Regions from separate parts of the Homo sapiens genome. Here region 1 is linked to region 2. The links are chromatin loops, found by intact Hi-C in ENCODE. Cell type or tissue: CD14-positive monocyte. All regions are shown on one strand.

What was found. Peaks named below come from ENCODE experiments on the same cell type or tissue, not always from the same donor. Only the 100,000 strongest peaks of a DNase experiment are listed, where the experiment ranks them.
Region 1: a loop joins it to region 2, with 2.0 times the contacts of the local background. A loop is called at or near these places in 2 of 110 quality-filtered maps.

The regions. Positions count from the first base shown.
Region 1 is chr7:142,027,683-142,032,682 of GRCh38, forward strand. It overlaps MGAM (maltase-glucoamylase), which reads left to right. Exons shown (of 71, transcript NM_001365693.1): 10 at 1-53; 11 at 2,680-2,811; 12 at 2,959-3,075; 13 at 3,998-4,111. Among named protein-coding and RNA genes, the nearest start is that of MGAM, 34 kb to the left of the region's middle. In CD14-positive monocyte, CTCF peaks have their summits at 2,824 and 3,024; DNase peaks (open chromatin) are centred at 2,799 and 3,399; H3K4me3 peaks cover 896 bases; H3K27ac peaks cover 1,350 bases.
Region 2 is chr7:141,762,639-141,767,638 of GRCh38, forward strand. It overlaps TAS2R3 (taste 2 receptor member 3), which reads left to right and starts at 1,459. Exons shown (of 1, transcript NM_016943.2): 1 at 1,459-2,559. The coding sequence starts at 1,521. The coding sequence ends at 2,471. In CD14-positive monocyte, no CTCF peak of the experiment used is centred here; no DNase peak of the experiment used is centred here.

The sequences.
Region 1 (5,000 bases), 270 kb after region 2:
TAGACAACATGAGGGAAGTCGTGGAGAGAAATCGCGCAGCACAGCTCCCTTATGTAAGCAAGGTTTTCAACAGTTCTCCAAAAGTAAAGAAATTCCCTTGAAGAAAAAGAAAAACTGTTTATATTTTCTCTCCCTGAGTTTAATTGATTTATTTATTTGGTAATGAAAGGAGTTTTAGATATTCAGAATACTAGACATTTTTTTTTTTGTTGGACCAGTAATTTTTTCAAGGAACCATTGTTCTTTATAGTATGAAATAGATTGGGAGACCATAATTATGTGTTGGGAGGCAATCTGTTTTTGTCTCTATTTTTCTTATTATGTATTTTATTAGTAAACTTTTTTTGTGCTTACTGTATTGACTACATTTTACAGGTGTTTTTATTTGAGTTTTCAAGGCATTTGTCTCTTTAGCTTGAATTGTAGCATTTTAATGCTTCTCAGTATGGATTTTCTTGCCTTACACATGTTCTTGGTTTGCTTTGACTCAAAAGTGTCATGGCAGGGACTTACCATAAAAGTTGTATCATATTTTCAGAAATTCCTCTAAGATTCTGGCATAAGATTTCATGTCTAAATTCTTAGGTTCTTAGGTTTAGTGTCAGGTCAAGAATGATGCAGATCCCCAGGCTCCCTACCTATGTTTTAACAGATATTTTAAAGAGGAATTGAGGAAGTGGAGTAGTTCTAGACCCCATGAATTTAGTTCAAACTAATTATATTGCTAGAACAACCATGAGCCATCTGGGTTAGCATCATTTTTTTTCACAGATAGTAAATTGAGGCTGTCAGGGGAAATACTATGACCAAGACCACATAGGTAATTGATGACAGAACAAATACTGCATGTGACTACATGGATGTGAAAAATAATACAAGTTTCAGGTCCATGTGTTTTTACATTGATATTTTGATTACTATTAAATTGGGAATAAGCAAAATTTGCCTTTCTCTTTAGAGTGGTCATTTTGCCATTGAAGCTGAGCTTCAGTAGACATTTTGTAATTTGACGGAAAGATAGTCCATAAATATGATGTGTAAAAGAAAGTGCTTAATGGAATTGAGATTCAAAAAGCCTAGGAACACTGAGGAGATGGGGGAAGCAGAAAGTCAGGGCAGATAAAGACGTTTGGGTGGATGAATTCACTCTCAATTTGGCTGCGAGTCCCACTACTCATTCTCCAGCATGACGTGTCTTTATGCATGTGGGGGTGGGTTGGGGGAGGGATAACAGAAAAAGTGGTAAAAGCAGGACTGAGCCAAAGGACAATTAACACAGCCACCATAATAATGAGTGCTACAACGTGGTGAACTCTCGTGGCAGGCAGTGTGCTACATGCCTTCTTTAGTTATCTCAGCAACTCCATTTTACTATTAGAATTCCATTGGCTGGGCACAGTGGCTCACACTTGTAATCCCAGCACTTGGGAAGCCAAGGCAGGCAGATCACGAGGTCAGGAGTTCGAGACCAGCCTGGCCAACACAGTGAAACCCCGTCTCTACTAAAAATACAACAACAACAAAAAAATTAGCTGGGCATGGTGGCAGGTGCCTGTAATCCCAGCTATTCGGGAAGCTGAGACATGAGAATCACTTGAACCCTGGAGGTGGAGGTTGCAGTGAGCTGAGATCGTGCCACTGTATTCCAGCCTGGGCAACAGAGCTAGACTCAGTCTTGAGGGAAAAAAAAGGACTCCATTTAAGATTAGAAATCCCATTTAATATTAGAAAACTAGGGGAACTAGTTTTCAAGCCCAGATCTCTAACATCATAGAGGTCATCTCTTTTTTTATGCCATTTTCCTTACTTATAGATAGACATTTCCTTTTTAAGTGATCCAGGAAATGAAAGAATTGGACTGTTACTGCTGCCTAGTGGTGTGAGATGTGAGAGGGAGTGTTTAGACAGGGAATTGAACACTATTACCTGAGTTCAGTATACATGTCAAAATCTGTCACATTTAAGTGAATGAAAGGATATAGTATGGACATGTAATAAAACATTTTTGTACTTTGAATGGCTAAGTTTGAATGTACCTATGATATTGGATACTATTGGGAGTGAAATTTAACAAGAGATGCAAAGGGAAAAGCTCAGTAGTCTTCTAGAATAATCCTCTTCTCTCCCCCACTCTATTCCATTGGAGACAAACCTAGGTTGTAGAGAAGGGTACATTTTATTCTGGGCTTCACTGTTTATACAGGTAAAATTGGGATAGCATAAACAACAAAGATGTGGGGTAGAAGCGAAGTAACAAAATAAAATGTGGGGTAGTAAAATGAGGGAGATGTGGGAGAGAGACAGTCTCTTCCCTTCTTTATCTTGTGAATAGGGTGAAATTTAGGTCATTTCTTAGGTGGATATGTCTGATTGTCTTAGGGGTTTGTCATAATTGGTGTTGCTTGCTTGATTGGTTTTTAATGCCAGAGTGCCAGGCAAGGATTGGATGATGCAGTTAACCTGATGGCAGGGAGGGGGCCAAGCCCTAGGGAACCAACCAGTCGTGTGTTTTTGAAATCAACATTGGAAAAGAAGTACTCAGATGCCAGGAACTGATTAAGAACTCTATTTAGAGCCCAGAACAGAGTTGTTTATCCTGAATAATAACAGTGAAAATTTGATTTCATTTTACTATGGAAATTCCTAGGTGCTAATTGTGGACTTTGTATATTCTTTCAGGATGTTCAGCATGCTGATATTGATTATATGGATGAGAGAAGGGACTTCACTTATGATTCAGTGGATTTTAAAGGCTTCCCTGAATTTGTCAACGAGTTACACAATAATGGACAGAAGCTTGTCATCATTGTGGTATGTACTGCCCTCTTTCCACCAAATTAGGTATTTGCTCCTCCGTATCATACACCCATCTCTCCTGCTTTCTCCCCCAGTTCCCAGTCTCCTTTCAGTGCCTCCGGTTTCCAGCTAGTTTGTTCATTGTATTCTTCCTATTTTTAGGATCCAGCCATCTCCAACAACTCTTCCTCAAGTAAACCCTATGGCCCATATGACAGGGGTTCAGATATGAAGATATGGGTGAATAGTTCAGATGGAGTGACTCCACTCATTGGGGAGGTAACTTAATGGGAAGGCTGGAGGCTGGTGGAGGGGCTGCATAGGGGTGTTTGAATGTGTCTGTGTGTGTGTGTGTGTGTGTGCATGTAATTGTTTTATTGTACATTTTCAGTATATTTATATATGCTGGGGATAAATTCTCCTCTGCCCTTTCATGCCCAAGTGCAAGCCGGCCATCGTAGCTTTTTGATTCCCTTCACAGCCAAGTAAGTCCCTTTAAACAACAGCTCACACACTGAGTGTCCACTTTCTCACCTCCCACACACTCTGCAGCTGACTGTGGTCTCCTTCCTTCCCCCCTCACTTCCCTGATACCGCTCTGGCAAAAAGCACCCGTTACTTTCTCACTGGTAAGTCCAGCGGAACTGTTTCATACCTCTTCTTACTCAATTTTCCTGCATTATTTGACAAGTGTACCCACTTCTTTCTCAAATGTTTGTTTGTCCTTGTTTTTTCAGGAAGGTGTTATCTGCTTGTTCACTTCTAAGGCCTCTGATGACCTTTTCAGAGTATAGTGTCTGGGGGAAATTGGATAGGAAAGAAAGAGAGAAAAGTAAATGATGTTAGAATCCACAGCTTATAGTGGACTAGCTGAAATTTACACAATGCTCTTCCCCCATTTACTATTCCCAGAATTAAGAACAAAGAAGTGTAGAGAGTTAAAGATGACTAAGTTAGACAATGCCTTTATCCACGAATTTATTCATTAAGGACTTAAACATTTTTTTAAATGCATATTTCTTCGAGTGACCCTGGCATTTATTTTAAGTATTGTGAGCACCGCACCTTCTTAACTAAAAAGGATATGTTCCTGGGTACCTCGGTTGCTGTGATCATATTAGGAATTTCTTTGCAAAGTACTTTCCTTTAGTCTATATTTGTTTAATTTACTCTTACCAGTGTTTTTCTTTTTCTCCTGAAGGTCTGGCCTGGACAAACTGTGTTTCCTGATTATACCAATCCCAACTGTGCTGTTTGGTGGACAAAGGAATTTGAGCTTTTTCACAATCAAGTAGAGTTTGATGGAATCTGGATTGTGAGTTGTTTACACTTGGATTATTAGGTGACAAATATTCAAATTGTGTATATCTGTATCTGTATCTTTGAGTCACAGAGCATAGGGAGAGGAGGAGGAGAAGAAAGGAAGTATAACAATCACTCTCAATATTCACTCTCTTACTATTTAAATAATCTTGCTAAAACACATAGCTTAGAATAAAAATCAAAATGTTAGAGCTGAAAGGAAACTCAGAATTTTTTTTCCCAAGTCTAGCTCTTTTTTTTTTTTTTTTTTTTTACGAAGGAATGAGCTGAAGTCAGAATAGGTCATGTACTCCTTACATTGTTGCAAAGTATACAAATTGTTCAATTGCTAGTTGAAGACTCTTCCTTTTGGACATGTTGAACAAATTGATCAGAGCCAAAGTACTCAGGTGCATGAACAAACTATGCCTGTGGTAAAGAAAAATGTCTCATATGATGTCAGATGAAAGAAAGTAACCTAACTGAGGGTTAGCAAAATTTAGGGAGCTCCAGAGTTGAAACTTTTTCTTTTTCTAAGAGAACTGTAGAAAATTCAAACAATACAGAGAGTTAAAAAGATAAAAGCAAAAATCCTCTTAAATTATAGCAACTAAAGACATTTATTATCGATACGTTGGAATGCATCTTTCTAGACCTTTATGTGCTCTCTCTCTCCTTTTCTCTCCACATATATGTTTATATGTATTTATATGTATATGTATTTACAGTTATATTTCGATATATGGAAAAATGTATAAGTTGAAACATGTCATCATATAAATTGAAACTTTTTTCACCTGATATGTTTGGGAATTGTTCATTTTCAGCGATTATAGACATATTATTTGAAGAGAGGTTAAGAACCTTCTTCATGAAGCCTTCAGTGGGTAGACAAGACAAGA
Region 2 (5,000 bases):
GCACTACCCAGTATCTATTGTCCCTTCTGTATTTATAGAACCCAGATGTGACAGGGTGCACAGCACATGTACTGCATTCCTGTTCTTTTCAGTTAGGGGTTGCCAAGGGGCTATAGGCAGAAGTCACTTGGTGATGCTCTCAGGGAACTTTCTATATGAGTTACTCTTGGGAGGCGTATCCTGTGTGCTTCCCCAGACTCTCGTCCTACAGCATTTTCTTTTTTGTCTGAAATGTGGACATTTCATGGCTGGATTTCCAGTTGCCATCTTGGACCATGAGGCAGTCTTCAGAATGGAAGGTAGAAGAAGCTGGGATCTGCAATCACTATGCAACCACCATACCAGCCTGGACAGTTTGCCTCTGGACTGCTTTGGGAGACAAAAATATACCTCTCCTCTAAGCCATTTACTTGTGTTGTGTACTTAAACCTAATTCTTTCTTATTCATATATTGTTGACTTTATCTCCGTATACATGAGCAACTCTTTACTCTTATCTTTCTCTTACATGACCTTTCACGGCAAGTAGAAGTAAAATCTTTTCTTTATTCCCACAATCCTTTAGGTTTTAAACTAATGTCTCATTAAATTTAGGGAAGGGAGTAGGACATAAAAAGTATACAAACCTTAGCAATTAGCTTTAAAAAGAGTCAACATAAGCATACTTTAATACAAACTACGTACTGCTTAATTCTGCATATAGTCCTGAATGAAGATCCTTAATTAATAGCCGCTTGTTAAATAGAGGAGCTCTTAGGTTAAGAACAGAAGTATTGTTCTTATGCCTCCCTGGACAGTATTATAGCAGACTAGCAATCCAGAGTGGGTCTGAGACTTCCCACTGCAAGTCCAAGTTCGGGATGTAAGCTTGGCCACTTTCTGGTGAGGCTTCTCTTGCTAGCTTATAGCTTACAGCCATCTCTCTGCATGTAAGCCAGGCTCCAAGGGGCATGCCTTTTAATTCTAATCCATGATCAATGGCACTGAACTTTTACAATTTTATGCACTTAAACCTCACTCCAGGTGGATAGTGGCTCCTAGTGGAATTCCTTTTCTGTATCTCTGAGTCCTCCCTCCTGAGGAATGAGACTTTTTACTCTTCTGAGTAATTCTGAGCCGCCTCCATTTGGTGCCGCTCATCTTTCTGTTTTGGGTAACTCAGAGCCCTACACCCTTTGAAACTGAGTCCAAGTCCTCCATCATCTTTGTGACCTAGATCTCTTCCTTCTCTATGTGACACTGGACACTACTCATTTGCATTTTAGCAAAGAGCTGCAAAGTTTAGGTTCATTGATGGAATATGACAATCCATATCATCTGTGAAGAGGACAGACTAACCTGAAAGAGCCAGAGAGGATTTCCTAAATTGTGCTCTACGACAGACTAAATTGGGCAGAGACAAGAGACAGGTACAGTGAAGCAACAGGTAGAGGAGTAGATTAACGAGAAAAATATCACATCAGTGAGGAGATTCTATGTATCAACAGAAAGAACAAAGATCAGGGCTGCCTAATTGCTGACATGATGGGACTCACCGAGGGGGTGTTCCTGATTCTGTCTGGCACTCAGTTCACACTGGGAATTCTGGTCAATTGTTTCATTGAGTTGGTCAATGGTAGCAGCTGGTTCAAGACCAAGAGAATGTCTTTGTCTGACTTCATCATCACCACCCTGGCACTCTTGAGGATCATTCTGCTGTGTATTATCTTGACTGATAGTTTTTTAATAGAATTCTCTCCCAACACACATGATTCAGGGATAATAATGCAAATTATTGATGTTTCCTGGACATTTACAAACCATCTGAGCATTTGGCTTGCCACCTGTCTTGGTGTCCTCTACTGCCTGAAAATCGCCAGTTTCTCTCACCCCACATTCCTCTGGCTCAAGTGGAGAGTTTCTAGGGTGATGGTATGGATGCTGTTGGGTGCACTGCTCTTATCCTGTGGTAGTACCGCATCTCTGATCAATGAGTTTAAGCTCTATTCTGTCTTTAGGGGAATTGAGGCCACCAGGAATGTGACTGAACACTTCAGAAAGAAGAGGAGTGAGTATTATCTGATCCATGTTCTTGGGACTCTGTGGTACCTGCCTCCCTTAATTGTGTCCCTGGCCTCCTACTCTTTGCTCATCTTCTCCCTGGGGAGGCACACACGGCAGATGCTGCAAAATGGGACAAGCTCCAGAGATCCAACCACTGAGGCCCACAAGAGGGCCATCAGAATCATCCTTTCCTTCTTCTTTCTCTTCTTACTTTACTTTCTTGCTTTCTTAATTGCATCATTTGGTAATTTCCTACCAAAAACCAAGATGGCTAAGATGATTGGCGAAGTAATGACAATGTTTTATCCTGCTGGCCACTCATTTATTCTCATTCTGGGGAACAGTAAGCTGAAGCAGACATTTGTAGTGATGCTCCGGTGTGAGTCTGGTCATCTGAAGCCTGGATCCAAGGGACCCATTTTCTCTTAGAGTAACAGAGGGCATGGGGTGGAGCCCTTGAGCCTTTTGGCCTGGCTCAAGACTACAGGACTCTTCCTGACCTTCCTATGTTACCAGTTCCATAACATCAGTAGGAGAGAAACACTGACTGCTTTGCCCCTGGTCCCTGGGCACTTGTTCCAAGGTGAAAGCCACGCTTCTCACAGCCTCTCTCTGTATGGTGGTTGCGGAGGTGGGGAGGGTGCAGGAGTAGTAGTCTTGGAAATGACCATGTCGTAAGAACACTCTCACTATAAACATATGGTGCTGTATTTTAATAATCATCAGCTCGACATAATGAGTCTGATTACTAGTTTCAACTTAAATTAGATACTAACAGTGATAAACATAAAATTACATAGTAGACTTGAAGGAAAGAGCAAAAGCTTTGCAGTCCTATAGATGTGGGTTTGAATTCTGATTCTGGCCAAGATTTTTGGCCTCTGGTGAGTTACTTTAATTACCTGTCTGATTCCCTCTTCTGATCCCTACTGGCCATTTTAGCACAGTGTGTTGTGTACAGTACTCAGTAAGTGAAGGCTATTATTGCGCTAATATTGGATTGTGCAGCAACAGCAATTTCCATATGATTCCAGTTCCCACAAACACATTGTGTAATGATGAAAACAGTGGAAAGAAAATCAAGACCTTTAGATTCTAGATTCCAATTCAATCTTGCATTTCATGATCATTTTGCTAAAGTACATTTTCAAGTAATTATTTTGTAGATTGGGCAAAAGACCAAGTAGTTTTGTTTTTATTTTTGACCAAGATGCCTACCTGGTTTTAAAATTACAGTTTTATCAAATGTAATATAAGTGAATTTTGTAAGTTTAATCACTTTTATTTAAATAGAAGTATATAGGCATTGATTTACTTCCTGTTATTTACAATTTTGACATGTCAATGAAAAGATATTGCTTAATATCCTGAAGAATTCTCAAATTTGTAAACATATTCAGTTAATACACATGGCATTATTCAGAAATGTGTATTTCTAGCCCTAATGGGACTCTCAGAAGTGGACTGTTGTGGCTAAGAATGTAGACCCTGAAATTAGACAATCTGTGTTTAAATCTGGCTTTGGCCCTTTTGAACTGGGTGACCTTGGGGAAACTTCTTAACCAGTCTCTATTTAACTTTCTTCACCTGTAAAATAGAAATAGTAATTTGTGTGTGTGTGTGTGTGTGTGTGTGTGTGTGTGTGTGTGTGTGTGTTGGGATAAAGTTGTTGGAAGGAATGAGTGAATTAACACATGGGAAGTGCTTAGAGTTCTACATGGAACAAACACACAATAAAACTGCTATCGTTGTTGTTATTTTGTGAAAAGGAGCATACTTTGACATAATAAAAAGGAGTATATTTGGACATAGCATGAATGTCCATTACATTACTGGACATTTGGTCATATGTAACCAGAAATTGACATTAGGGTTGTTCTGGGATTTATATGTTAATTCCTAAAATGATGGGAATAAAATTTCCTTTGGTCTGCACAGTTTGCATTATCCCATTGGATTAAACACCTCCACAACCAGCAAGTGAGGGTTCAGGAGAAAAACCATATTACTGATAGATAAAATAAAGAACTGACTTGTTTTCATCACATTTGAGCTTGTAGAGTGAGTAAATTTTGTTAGCCCCACTATCATTAAATTGTCATTGTGACTTGGTGGAGCTTGGCCAACGGTCTGAGCAAGATTTCCAGGTTAACTCTGAAATACATATTTTCAGGAGTTGATGAGTGGAGTTTCTTGGCTATGTTCTGTCTGGTGTCAATTTCCATTTGTGGCCAGACAGTGTATTCATAGCCAGAGAGGAAAGATTTCTGAATTGTCCTTGGCTTTTCAGGCTTCTCCCCTTATTGCCCAGCTAGCAGATCCCCTTGAGAAAGGGATGAGTTCTGCCTAGCTTCTGGATGTTGCTGTAATATTCCAGGAATGAATACATGGTTCACTTCATTTTGATTCTGGCCAACCTTGATTCCAGTTCATTCCTTCCTGCCACAAACATTTATTTAACACTTATTGTGCACCAAGCACTGTACGAGACCAAGCACTGCACGAGACGCTTGTTCCTTGAACACTGTTCTGTTCTCAAAAACATTACTTAGTGCGTAATATAGACACAGAAACAAGTATTTAATTGCTGCATCACTGAAACACGTGCTTCAGGTACAATAAAGGGATCATCCGATCTTGAGGGTCCTGATGCAGGTGATCTTTGTGTCTAGACCCCTTTTGTGGCAGCCTTGAAAATGTGCGCTCGGATCTCTGCTGTGGAGGCACAATTGGCTGATGGCTCCAGCTTTGGAGATCCACTACCTTGAGGCCACATCTCCTGCAGGCTTCTCCCAGCCAGTGGTGGAGCACTGTGGAGTACTAAGGCAGGTCTGTTTTGCTGAGACATGCGACTCCTCTAACAGGCAATTTTGGCCAAGGACTCTGCATCAGCTTGGTCGAAGTTTTCTTGGACCTCTACTGCACTTTAGAACTCTCTCTACCCAATTATTCCATACC